Regions from separate parts of the Homo sapiens genome. Here region 1 is linked to region 2. A link is a contact called in ENCODE Hi-C or POLR2A ChIA-PET data. All regions are on one chromosome and are shown on one strand. Each heading gives the region's core, a stretch centred on a gene start or an enhancer-like site at or near the end of the contact. The rest is flanking DNA. Distances are from core to core; before and after follow the strand shown.

Region 1 (6,452 bases), core at 2,998-5,497, 54 kb before region 2:
GCTGGGATTACAGGCGTGAGCCACTGCACCTGGCTGGTATTTTACTTCTTTTACAATGAATCCTTTTTATAGTTCTGAAAAGTAATTTTGTCCTTATTTTCTATATGAGGAATCCAAGGCTCAGCAAAGTTAAATCATTGGTCCTAAAGAAAGAAGTGGCACGAAGGATAGACCCGTGGGTCTTTCTGACAACAGACCTGCAGCCCTGGGTCTTTCTGACTACGGACCTGCAGCCCTGGGTCTTTCTGACTACGGACCTGCAGCCCTGGGTCTTTCTGACTACGGACCTGCAGCCCTGGGTCTTTCTGACTACGGACCTGCAGCCCTGGGTCTTTCTGACTACGGACCTGCAGCCCTGGGTCTTTCTGACTACGGACCTGCAGCCCTGGGTCTTTCTGACTACGGACCTGCAGCCCTGGGTCTTTCTGACTACGAACCTGCTGCCCTTTCCACTCTCCACTAGTCCATTCTAAGGTCAGAGCACACGTGTTCCGCTGGGGACAGAGCTTGAGAACCATGGCTGATTTCCCATGGGATGGCTGCATGCTTTCCCATCTGCAGGCAGAGGCAGCCAGCTCCCTGCACTCTGCCATGCTCTTCATGAAAGCTGGTGAGGTCTGGGTGCTGGGATTGGTATCTTCTTGTCAAATCTTAATGAACTCGCTTTTCCATTCTGGTTAATTATTCTGACAACAAATGGCACGTGGTTGTGTGAGGACTGCACCCGAGAGTGGAGCTCCAGTACAGGGAACTGTGGCCCCGCAGAGCTCCAGCCGCATTGCGGCAAAAACGCCAACAAACGGAAGCAAGGTCGGGCCTGGACTCTGTACCCCCTCATGCCTACTCTGGAAGTCCCAGATTCTCTCTGTGTGCATTTATTCTGGCCCAAGGATAATCTGGGGTATCTCGACTTGAAATGGTTGGGTTTTTTAAGATGGTGAGGGGAAGTGGAACAGGGATTTCTTTTGAAGACAGGGGTAAATAAATGTGAATAGTTGAGGTTAGCTCTCAGTTTGTCAATCTAAAAGCTTGTGACTCTTCCCAAATGATTTCATTTCTGATCTTTTGCCTCTGGACATACCTCCTCACTCCTACCCATAAGAGCATCCTCTGTCACGCTGGCAGAGATTCGTTTCTTGTCTCTGGATGGGATGTGGGCCCTCTTCTGCTGGGATCCTTCAGTAGCTTCTTGCTGCCCTGGGATCGAGTGTGAGTCCTCTGGCGCTGCGTAAGCCTTGGCTTGCTTCTTCCCTGGTCTCTCTCCCAACACCCAGGCAGCCTCTTAGCCACGCTGACCAGCTGTCCCTTCGTTCCACTGGGCCTTGCCTATGCTGTGCTCTTCGGACCGGCTACCTCTCCCTCAATGCTCAGAAAACTCAAATTCATCCTCTAAGACATAGCTCAAGGGCCACCTCCACTTGGAAGACCTCCCTGATCTCAGCACTTATTGAGATGTTTTAGAGTTGTTATATTCTAGGATGATTTTCTGCTTATTTGTCCATCTCCCTGGATAGATTGTGTAATCTTTGAAAGCAGGGAATATGTCTGGCTTTTCATTTTACCTCCAGGGCTAGCAGACCACTTGACAAATAGCAGGTACTTATGTATATGGGGTGAGAGAGTAAAGTAAGTGATTTCTTTGCGACCTTAGATAAGGAAAACAAGCTTTTGTTGAGAAGATGTATTCACTGTAAAGGAATTTGTTGCAAGCACACATTTATTTCCCAGCAAATGTTTAATAAACGCATCTTATGTATTTACCATGAAGTAGTCTGGGGCGTTAAGCAGGAAATTTGTGTTATGTAAAAGCTTAGAGAAAAGGCATGTTTGGGGGGACTTTAAAAAACAATTCGATTTTCAGTTCCTAGAACAGTGTCTGGCACATGGTAGGCACCTGCTAGGCATTGTTGAATGATCGAATGGTGTGCTCTAGAGCTTAAAAGGATTTTTCATATATGTGGTCTTACATTGAAATTCAAACAAAACCCCCCAAAAATGTGGACAGATTATGATCCCAATTTTAGACTAGAAAATGGAGACACAGAAATGTGAAGTGATTTGTCTCATGTTATTGGACTTGGTCGCATAGTACAGAGCCAGCAGCAGCCGGGCAGAACCTGAAACAAGGTTCATTCTGACTGCTAGTTGGGGAGAGTCTGAGAGCTCACATACACCCTCCATTGTTCATACAACAAACACTCTTTGAGCACCTACAAGGTACAGGCACTGATCTTACGGTTAAATCACTCAGCAGTCAGTAGGCAAGTGACAACTCTGGCCTGCCCTGAAATGAAAGGGGTCTTGCTCATGGAGTGTCTGCAGCACGCTGACTGCAAAGGGGAATGCCAAAGGCATGGGGCCTTCCTCAGAGAGTCTGACTGTGTGCATGAGATGTCCCTGGGCAGAGGACAACAGATGCCAGGGACAACAGATGCCAGGCCCACAGTGATTAGCTTGGGATATAGCTCTGTGATGGCTGTAATGGGATGGAGACCACAGATGATGAGTTAGTACTGCATGCCAGGCCTGTGCTACACAAGCCTTGAGAACACAGAGAGAAACAGCACAGTCACTGTCCTCAAAGCAGTCCCAGCCAGTAGGGAAGACAGACATATACGCAGAGGGAAGTGGTGCATGCTGGGATATGGCCTGTGTGGGGTTCCACTCCATGTCAGGAAGAGGCAGCTAACCAGACAGGGCGCTGAGCAGAGAGCAGGGGATGGCTCATGTGCACCTCGAGGTGGAGTAGGGAGGACAATTCGGGCTTATATTTAAGGCAAAGCAAGCAGCATATTCAAAGCTGAAGTGTTTTTGCAGAACTGGTAAGTTGGAATAAACGCAGCATACGGCACAAAAGGACAGGTGGGAGGAGAAGGCGAGAGGGGGACAGGAAGCCAGGAAGGAATTCCTGTGAACCAGGGAGGCCATCGACAGAGCTGAAGCTAAGAGCTCTCATACAGAGAGGGGTCAGTGCAGGACCAGGCAATATGCCTGTTAGAGGCTTGAAGAAAAAGAAGAGGATAGTGGCATCCAGCCAGTGTGGATGACTTCTAGTGGACCAGAAGTACCTTCTGCCATGCTCCTTGGGTGAAGGCCATCATATCTTCCTCCTCTCATGCTTCTCTGCCTCTGTGCAGACCCTCTGTGCAGACATGCATTCGGATGTTTTTTGAGCAGGTCTGTGCCTTTCCTGGAGTGGGAGTGAGGCTTTGATTCCCTCGAAATCACCCTTGGCACTGCTTCTCCTAGGCTAGAGCTGCAGTTCTGTCCCCCTTACTCTTGAAAAAGCACGTGGGGAGGAGTGCCCCATCAGGAGGTGCCTCTGGTCCAGCCTTCCTCTCGTCACTTCCAGGCTTGCACCACAGCCGTGGGGAGAGCCTGGGATTCCAGCCTGGGCGGCAGAACCTCCCAGGTCCTCCTTCCCTCCCTTGGCAGTTGGCGCTGAGTTCTGATACCTGCTTCTCACCTCCCCTTTGATTTTTGCGACCTGTTTGGATGACTCCCTGGCTTACTGAACTCAGCTCTCAGCTTGATTCTTGATTCTGTATATTTGCTGAATAAATATTGAATGAATGGAGGCCTTTGATCTCCCCACCACTGACAGCTCTTGGAGAGAAACTTCCATGGCCTTGATCTTCTGAGAACCTCGCTGGCCACCTGAGGATGGCTTGTGATGTCTTACCTGAAGAACTGGTGTTGTCTAGGTTAAGTCACATTCTTTTCTGTGAGGCATGAGCAGACCTTGGATGAGACGTTAGAGTGAATGAGAACACCCACAAAAAGTTTTGTAAAGTCTTTGTCTTTCCTGTTAATATTTGGCAACTTGTGTCTCCTCTAACCTAGGGGGTGGTGACTGCCTCTTCCACGTCCAGGAGCAGACCTTGGTCACCATGGAGATGCTTCCTGCTGAGAGCTGCTCACAAAGACTGTACCATGAAATTTGCTTTCCTTTTCTCTTTCAAGGCTTCTCTTTTCATAATGACTTTCAAAACCCAGCAAATGGGAAATGTGTAGGAAGCAGTGAAGGCAGTCCTGCTGTAGCTGGGGGTGCATCGCGGCTTCTGGGAGGGCTGAGACACTGCCTTCATGTGACAAGTATTTTAAACACTGCACCCCATCCTGGAGGGCAAATTGCCCTCCTCAACCAAGTCAGACTTCACAGCAAAGCTGAAACTCATTGCTTTGGCAGCCTCCTCCTCTGTGAGTTGCAGTTCCACATTTTGACAACACTCAAAGCACTCGTGCTTATCAGAAACGACAAAAGATGCTGCCTCGAGATTCTACTGTATCTCTGTGTTTAGAATTCATATCAGTGTTAAAGAAAATTGAAGAACAGTCCTCCCATTATTTTACATATCACTGATGGGCGAGTGGACCATCAGTGATATCAGAAAGGTTATCAGTTTGGTAAGACTAGTGTTTCCAAGTTCTTCTCTCCTACTTTGTAATTATGAAGAAGAAAACACCTGTCCTCTGTGGCAGGGCCTTTTCCAAGTATTGAGTTAAATCAGGAAGTGGAGACTCTGCCCAGGTTCTGTTCTAACACTGAGTGAGCCTGGTCAAGTCACTTGCCTTCTCTGGGATTAACTTATTCACAAAAGGAGTCATTTCAGCATGCATATTCTATGCCACTTGTGTATTCTCTCATTGGCATTTCCTAAGGGGCTCATGTAAAGTGAGGCAGGAAAGAATGAACAATAAAGCCTGACTCGATTCATTACTAGTTATCAAATTCACTTGGGTTGATCTATTTGTATTTAATAATATTTGTCAGTAGGACTGCAAATTACTAATATGAACTGTAGAAAATGAGAAGAAACAAGGAGCCCCACAATAAAACTAAAACACTCCTTCCATAGAGATAGGTGTTTGAGGAAATAAATTCATGGTTATTATTCTATGGGCATATGTGTTTGTGTGCATTTGTTTGTTTATGACTGAAGTGATTCATCCCATACCTACTGTTTGTAACCTACCTTTCTTACTTGTCTACATATAAACAGTTTTATACATTCAACATAAAGACTAGTCTCTATTTTTCTACTGTATTTTTTTTCTGTGATGAAATAGTGTGCCTTCACATTGAGGTACCAGATTACCCTGTCACTGAAGAACACTGAGGTTTATAAATTTGGAAAGGAGAGCTTCATTTCTCCTAAAGGGCTGCAGCCTGCAGACCAGCCATTCTGACTGGCTGGGAAGTGTAGCCTCCAGACAGAAGCTGGAAACAGACACTAGGAGGCAGGGGCAAAGGGAACAGGGATTTTTTGTGAGTGAGGTTGCTGAATATAAATATTCAATAAGCTATAGGAGGAGTCGTGAATATTTATGAAATGAAAAATGCAGGCACGTGCAATTGAGCTTCATGCCTCCTCGACCCATGTTAAAGAAAAATGGTGCTGATAGCTTGATTTGAGGGTAGAGTTTTCTGCTTTCAAAAGGTGCAGCAGAAGACATGAAGACCCTTATTCTTCATCCTTCTAGACTGGCCAGAACCACTCCCTGGCCCCCTGGCCAGTGGTCTGTTATCAGGAAGGAAAGCTGCTCAATTGTGGTACTGAAATTGCAAAAGGGAGAGGCAGCATCTGGTAGTTGGTTGATGTCAGTGGTGGATTCTTTTGAAAGGGCTGGTTTCTGTTTACCCTTAGGGCATAAGCCTAATCACGATTAGCAAGTGAGAGAGTAGAACCATGCCTGCCCGACCTCCTATCCCCTCGTGGCCAGAAACTCTGTTTCCAAGGTTACTCTGGAGTCCTCTTGGAAAGGAGGGGATCTGTTCAGTGAGTTGGGGTCCTTGGGATTTTTTTATTTTTCAATACCTATCCTCCTACGGCTTTTATTTAGTCTATTTCCAATATTTGTCTACTATAAACAATGCTGTGATTAAAAGAGAGCTGGAGATAAATCTTTTTATACTTTCATGATAAGTTTTTAGGGTAAATTCTTAAATGTGGAATTGCTGGTTCAAAAAGAAACTTACAACTTAAAGACTTTGGATACTTATTGACATATTTCTGTTTTGGAAGGCCTTACTCAACAGGTTTTTCACTCTCTTCTGAAAAGTAATTGGGAACTTGTTGGTTCTAATCTTAATAGTTCATCATTAAGATTTTTCTTTCACTTAATCTAAGAGTTGTATGCCAAAAAGAGCATTTAAGCACACATGGGAAATTTATTGGAAGAAGTTTCCTTCTGCCACACACTCCTATCTGCTGACAAGGTCATGGAGAAATTCAGCTTTCAGAACAGCTCATCTTTAACAGTTTTTGTGATAGCTGTTTCCACTAGTCTGATATACTGTTTTTCTTACACTCTTCCTGACTTAATTATTATCAAAATAATTTTGGCTCATGTTAGGATGAAAATATTATATTATTATTGTTTTGAATTGCATTTTTAATTTTGAATAATAAGTATTTGATGCTATACATTTCTTATGACTACAGATTTTG
Region 2 (6,205 bases), core at 298-2,797:
CCTCCCCTAGTCCTACTCTCCCACCTCCCTCCCTGGGTCCCCTTCCCCGCAGTCCATCCCTACAGTCCTCCCTCTCCTGCTCTCCCTCCCTGGCTTCCCTTCCCCCCATGCCCTCACCAAGTCCTCCCTCCCTCCCCTCCCTCCCTGGCTTCCTTCCCCCACCCAGGCCCTCTCAACAGTCCTCCCTCCCTCCCTGGCTCCCCATCACCCCCAGGCCCTCCCCTCTCCCTCCTCTCTCCTTGGCCTTGCTCAGCTCCTGGTGAGGCTGGGCGCCTGGCTGCTAGTCTTCTGTGAACAGCTGGTGTCTCCCCAGCTGCCCCTGCAGTCCGTCTCTTTTCCATTCTCCCTGCCTCTTAGGATTCCTGTCAGCCTGAGCCCAGGACCACAGTGGGGAGAGAGAGAGGGGATGGGAGAGGGAGGTGGGGGACGGGGGGAGATAAAGTGTGCCGCAGGGGAGGAGACACATGGACTTGTGCTGGGCTCACAGCTTCCTAAGCAAAAAACAGCAAAGACCACTCCCAGCCTCCTCCAACCACAGGGCGGCTGTGCTGGTGGGAAAGGTGGTGTGTGTGTCTATGTGTGTGCATGTGGGGTACATGCTTGTGGCGTGCACTCATGTGGCATGCACTCATGGCATGTGTGATACGGTGTGTGTAGTGTGTGGTGTCTGTGGTCTGTGTATGGTTTGTGTGTGTGTGTGATGTGCTGTGGTATGTATGGTATATGTGTGTATGTTTGTGTGTGATTTGCTATGGTGTGGTGTGTATCGTTTGTGCGTGTGGTTTGCTCCTTTGTGGTGTATATGGTTTGTGTTTGTGCGTGTGGTGTGCTCTGCTGTAGTGTGTATGGTTTTTGTGTGTGTGTGTGTGCTGTGCTGTGGTGTGTATAGTTTGTGTTTGTGTGTGTGCTGTGCTGTGGTGTGTATGGTTTGTGTTTGTGTGTGTGTGCTGTGCTATGGTGTGTATGGTTTGTGTGTGTGTGTTGTGCTATGGCGTGTATGGTCTGCGTGTGTCTGTGTGCTGTGCTGTGGTATGTATGGTTTGTGTTTGTGTGTGTGCTGTGCTGTGGTGTGCATAGTTTGTGTTTGTGTGTGTGCTGTGGTGTGTATAGTTTGTGTTTGTGTGTGTGCTGTGCTGTGGTGTGCATAGTTTGTGTTTGTGTGTGTGCCGTGCTATGGTGTGTATGGTTTGTGTGTGTGTTCTGTGCCATGGTGTGTATGGTTTGTGTGTGTGTGTGTGCTGTGCTGTGGTGTGTATGGTTTGTGTGTGTGCTGTGCTCTGGTGGGTATGGTTTGTGTGTGTGTGTGCTGTGCTGTGGTGTGTATGGTTTGTGTGTGTGCTGTGCTGTGGTGTGTATGATGTGTGTGTGTGTATGTATATGTGGCATGCTGTGGTGTGTGTGTGTCCCCAGCTGCACAGGGTTGTCACACAGAGCCCAAGTGCCCTGGTCCCTGTGTTCTTTGTAATCACAGCCATGGCATCTGAGTGTGGCTGGGAGGGAGGCCACCTGCCAGCCCCGGGGGCTGGCAGAGACATTTGCTGGCATCTGTGTCCTTTGGTCTAAGGCTGGCCAGGGGTGGCCCTGCAGGGAGGGAGCTGGACGAAAGACAGGCTCTCACTCTCCCTTCTCTACTTCCTTCTGATGTGCCTCATTGTCCGCCCACACCCTCAGGCCCCAGCAGTCAAAGACGGGGTCCAGGGACAGACCCTCTCTGCAAAGCAGGAGCAATGATTCTGGGTGTGTCTGCCTCACAGGGCTGTGATATGCAAATGTACTTTTTGCATATATTTCCCTTGGCAAATGCGCACTGAGGGCCACTGGGGGCTGGAGATACAGAGATGGGCAAGACAAGGTCTCTGCCGCCAGAGGGTGAGAGTTAATGTGGGAAGGGGCAGACAGCCAGACAGTGGCAACACCCATGAAAAATGAGGCCAGAGGGCACAGGGTCAGCTGACGCACCCCCACCAGCAGAGGAGATGGCAGCAGACGGGAGATGCTGGCCCAATCGTGTGTGTGGAAAGAGGGAGAAGGCTGGGCCGGAAGAGAACAACACCCACGCCTGGACGGATCCGCGGCACCTTCATGAGGCTCATGGGGACAGGGACAGTCAGGCCTGCTGTCCACATGGCTGGGAGCCACCCACACAGCCCTCGCCTGGCTCTGCCTCCAGGTGACGCTGGCTATTCCTGGGAAAGGCCACCCTGCCTCCCTGGGCTGCTGCACCTGCCTCATGGACATAAAGGGCTCCACCTGCCTGACTCACTTCCAATGTGGTATGACCTTAAATAACAGGAGAAGGAGGAGGAGAGCTTTGAAAACTGAGCCTGGTGCTTGTGTCTGTTCCCACCACCAGGCAGCTGGTGTTGTTGGCTCAAAACCTGGGCCAAGCCTAGAGCCCTGCGTGACCCTGTGCCCATCACTGTCCCTGAGCTGGAGTCCTGGCTGGTCTCTGCCTGCATTGGTCACCTGTGGGAACCCAGCAAACATCCCTTCTGGCAGCAGCAGGTTCCTGCAGCTTTATCTTGGCTCAGCAGGCCAGCCCAGGCTGCCCCCCGCGCCTTTCTCTCAGCAGCTCTGTGGTGAAGCTGCCAACTTGGATGATGTCCAGGGGCTAGGCGTCCCTTGAAGAGGCCTCCCCAGCAAGCCTCAGCCTGCAGGCATCTGTGAGGGAAAAAGGGCTCAGGTAACAGAAGCCCCCTGTGTCCTTCAGAAATGGCAGCGAGCAGGGGCGTATGGGAAGGATTACGCAGTGAGGAAGGGGGAACAGACGGGGCTTTCTCCAAGAGGGGCAAAGACAGCTGTTGAAAAATTCAGAGGCTCCTGTTCAGGGCTGGAGGAAGAAAACCTAACCACGTCCCCATCACAGTGCTTCCGATGCCTCCTCCTCCTGATTCGATGCTATTTTACCTTCCCTAGTGGGCAAGAGGTGATTATAAGGGAGCCAACGTAGTGGCTGGCATTTCAGCGAGGATCCCAAGGCAACAGCACCAGAATCACAAGTCAGGACGGATCCCAGATCCCAGCAGCGCCGAGCCCATGCAGATGGAGCAGCCTTGCTAGGAACGAGTCGTTTCCAGCTAACACGCTTCCCGTTTTGGAGACAGTTCTGGGTGTAGAAGTTGAGAGAAAACCTCCCAGGGAAGGATCCTGTCAGAGAGGAGGGCCGTGGCCACCCCAGGCTGGGTCTTGCCATCTTGTCCTTTCCCTGGGGATTCTCTTGCTTTGAATTTTGCTGCCACCATCTAGAGAGGAAAAGGAGAGAAAAAAGAAAGGCAATAAGAAATGAATTTTAAAAAGGGTTGGCCTCTGGAGGTTTTTATTTTTGACTTGTACTCAAAGTGAGGATGATGGATCAAATCTTTCAAAACCTGGGCGAGTTCCTCTCCTGAGCTGTGCTGGTGCCTTATTTCTGGTGCTGGTCGTGGTAGGATCCACAGTCATCACATGGAGTGCATTCTAGTGGACAGGGACCAGCAACATTGTGTGTGTACGCACATGTGTGTGTGGGGGACAGACAGACACAGAGGCAGAGACAGGTAGAGAGAATGTCCCAGCCATGCAGCGTCCACCTCAGCGCACGGCAGGAGAGTGCATGCCTGCAGCGAGGCAGCACAGACATGGACAGGCATAGGCACGCTCGGGACCAGCTGGCTTCATCTCTGTCATGCGTCTGATAGGTGTGACTTGCATGATGCCAAGTGTGGGTCCAACGTAGAGACATCCATACCACAGCCTCTACACAAAAGGCAGCTACTCCATTTGATGTCTGCTCAACGATTCCAGGAAACATTGGCTGCACTGTTGACTGCGGTGGTCTGAGGTTGATATGGTTTGGCTCTGTGTCCCCACACAAATCTCACCTTGGATTGTAATAATCCCCTCGTGTCAGAGTGGGACCAGGTGGAGGTAATTCAATCATGGTGATGGTTCCCCCATGCTGTTTTCGTGATAGTGAGTGAGTTCTCACGAGATCTGATGGTTTTATAAGCGTCTGGCATTTTCCCTGCTGGCTCTTATCCTCTCTCCTGCTGTCCTGTGAAGAGGTGCCTTCCTCCATGATTATAAGTTTCCTGAGGTCTCCCAGCCATGTGGAACTGTGAGTCAATTAAACCTCTTTTCTTTACAAATTACCATTCTGTGGTATTTCTTCATAGCAGTGTAGAAACACACTAACATAGAGACGTTTTCATCTGGAAGCAGAACCAGACCGGGTTTGACTGGCTGCTGAGCTCAGCCTCTGTCTCAGGTGGGGCTCTGCTGTCCCCCAGGCCCTGCATGTACTGGACTCCCAGAGCCTGCTGTAGGTGGAAGGAATGCGGGAATTAACTGCCCTGCTGCTTTTCCCTGGCATCCTAGAGCTCAGTCTGGAAAGGTTAGAGACAGAGAGGCAGAGGATGGTCTTGGCATATTTGGGGGTTTAAAATGCAATATTTTATTTGTAGCCAAGATAAGACCTTGACAGCTATTGAGGTCCAAGAGGCTTGATTTGGGCTTCACTCCTCACACTCTGCCTTGCCTGGCCTCTTCCCTCACGCCTCTTTTTGCTCCCTGCAGGACTCTTCTGCCCTAACTTCCCCATGTCTTTGCTCTGGTCAAGGAGAGCATTTGCCTTGCCACTATTACATCTGCATGGAAGGTAAAGGCATGATGTGTCTCCTTGTAGCAGGATTGGGCCTGGATTCTCACTGTGGAATGGAAAATCTTGCCCCCTGGTGGAAGCTTTCAACCAGGTAAGCCACTATATTTGACATTGAGGATAGGGTACATCCTGAAACCCTGATGCAGAGTCTGTGGGTGAAGACCCAGTGGTCTACTTGGAAGGGCCTCTGGAAGTTTCCTGAAGAGGCGGTGGCTCTGTGCACGTTTCTCTGTGTGTCTGTGAGCATGCGGAGAGGCTCTATGCAAACGAGTGCTTGCTTTGCACTCCCCTGTATGTACACGCGCACACTGAGCTCGCACGCTGCACCTGCGGCAACTTGGAGCACTCCATTTCCCATAGAGACTCTTGCCCTGAGTGTGGAAGTGTTGGTGGCCTTACCGGGTCTCTGAAGTTTCCTAAACTAACTAGGATATTCCACTGCATTTTAAGCAAAGACTAAGGGGGCAGACTAAGTGAAGACTAAGGGGGCCCCCTCCCTGCTCTAGGATCTGAGGCCACATCTTCATTCATCTGAGGATGCATCTATATAGAGTGATTTTTTCCCCTTGGAACATAGCCCTTAAGGAGGGAATGACTCTTGGCATGCTCTCCTTAGCCTGTGATTTTAGGCAGGGTCTTAACTAGACTAACCAGGATAACAATGACCAGACTTCAGGCTTCTTGAAAAGCTCAGGGAGACATCTGCATGTCTGTCTCTTCCCACTCTTGGTGTAAAATGGCCCACTTCCCAAACCCTACCACGAGCCTTAGGGAGTGCGATGAAACATTGTGTTTTTATAAATACATAAAATAACTCTCTTATTCCGATCATGCTGCTATAACAAAATATCTTAGACCAAGTAATTTGTAAATAAGAAATTCATTTCTCACAATTCTGGAGGCTGGGAAGTTCAAGATCAAGGTGCTGGCAGCTTCGGTGTCCAGTGAGGCTCCTCTTTGCTTCCAAGATGACACCTTGTTGCAGTGTCTTCCCATGGCTTAAGGCACAATGGAGCAATGGCAGAATGGCTGCACATTATGCACTCACAGGGCAGAAGAGGCAAAAGGACTAGGAAGGTCTCTGAAGCATCTTTCTTAGGGCATTAGTCTCATTCTTGTCAGTGGAGCCCTCAGGGCCTAATCACCTCCCTAAGGACACACCTCTTAATACCATCAAATTGGGATTTAAATCTCAACATATAAGTTTTGGAGATATACGTACATTCAAACTATAGCATTCTGTCCCGAACCCTCCTAATTCATGTCTTCACATACAAAATACATTCGTTCCATCTCAACATCCTTAAAAGTTTTAATTAATTTCAGCAGCAATGCAAAAGTCTAAAGTCTCACCTGAATCAGATACTGGTGAGACTCAAAGGTGGTTTGCGTCTTGAGGCAAATTCATCATCTATGAGCTGGTGAAATGAAACGTTTTATGTGCTTTCAAAATACAGTTGTGGGGCACGTGTAGTACAGACATTTGTATTCCACAGGGCAAAAATAGGGAAGAAGAAAGGCCTTAAAGATCAGGAATCAACATCGGCTCAATGCTCTGCCCTCCGG

Evidence for each region. A loop is a pair of places that touch in the nucleus more often than their neighbours do. ChIA-PET counts read pairs that join two places held with the same protein, here RNA polymerase II (POLR2A). Pooled maps may share reads with other maps.
Region 1: POLR2A ChIA-PET joins it to region 2 with 11 read pairs in SK-N-SH. The contact joins two enhancer-like sites. A Hi-C loop is called at or near these places in 1 of 50 pooled maps. POLR2A ChIA-PET finds 5 or more read pairs at or near these places in 2 of 52 experiments (OCI-LY7 and SK-N-SH).

What each region holds. Positions count from the first base shown.
Region 1 is chr2:2,899,231-2,905,682 of GRCh38, reverse strand. All of the region lies in intron 5 of LINC01250 (long intergenic non-protein coding RNA 1250), which reads left to right. Among named protein-coding and RNA genes, the nearest start is that of LINC01250, 220 kb to the left of the region's middle. Within about 2 kb of position 4,247, at least 5 of the 41 ENCODE cell types and tissues checked have a DNase peak (open chromatin) inside an H3K27ac peak, as active enhancers do.
Region 2 is chr2:2,842,858-2,849,062 of GRCh38, reverse strand. No RefSeq gene overlaps it. Among named protein-coding and RNA genes, the nearest start is that of LINC01250, 280 kb to the left of the region's middle. Within about 2 kb of position 1,547, at least 7 of the 41 ENCODE cell types and tissues checked have a DNase peak (open chromatin) inside an H3K27ac peak, as active enhancers do.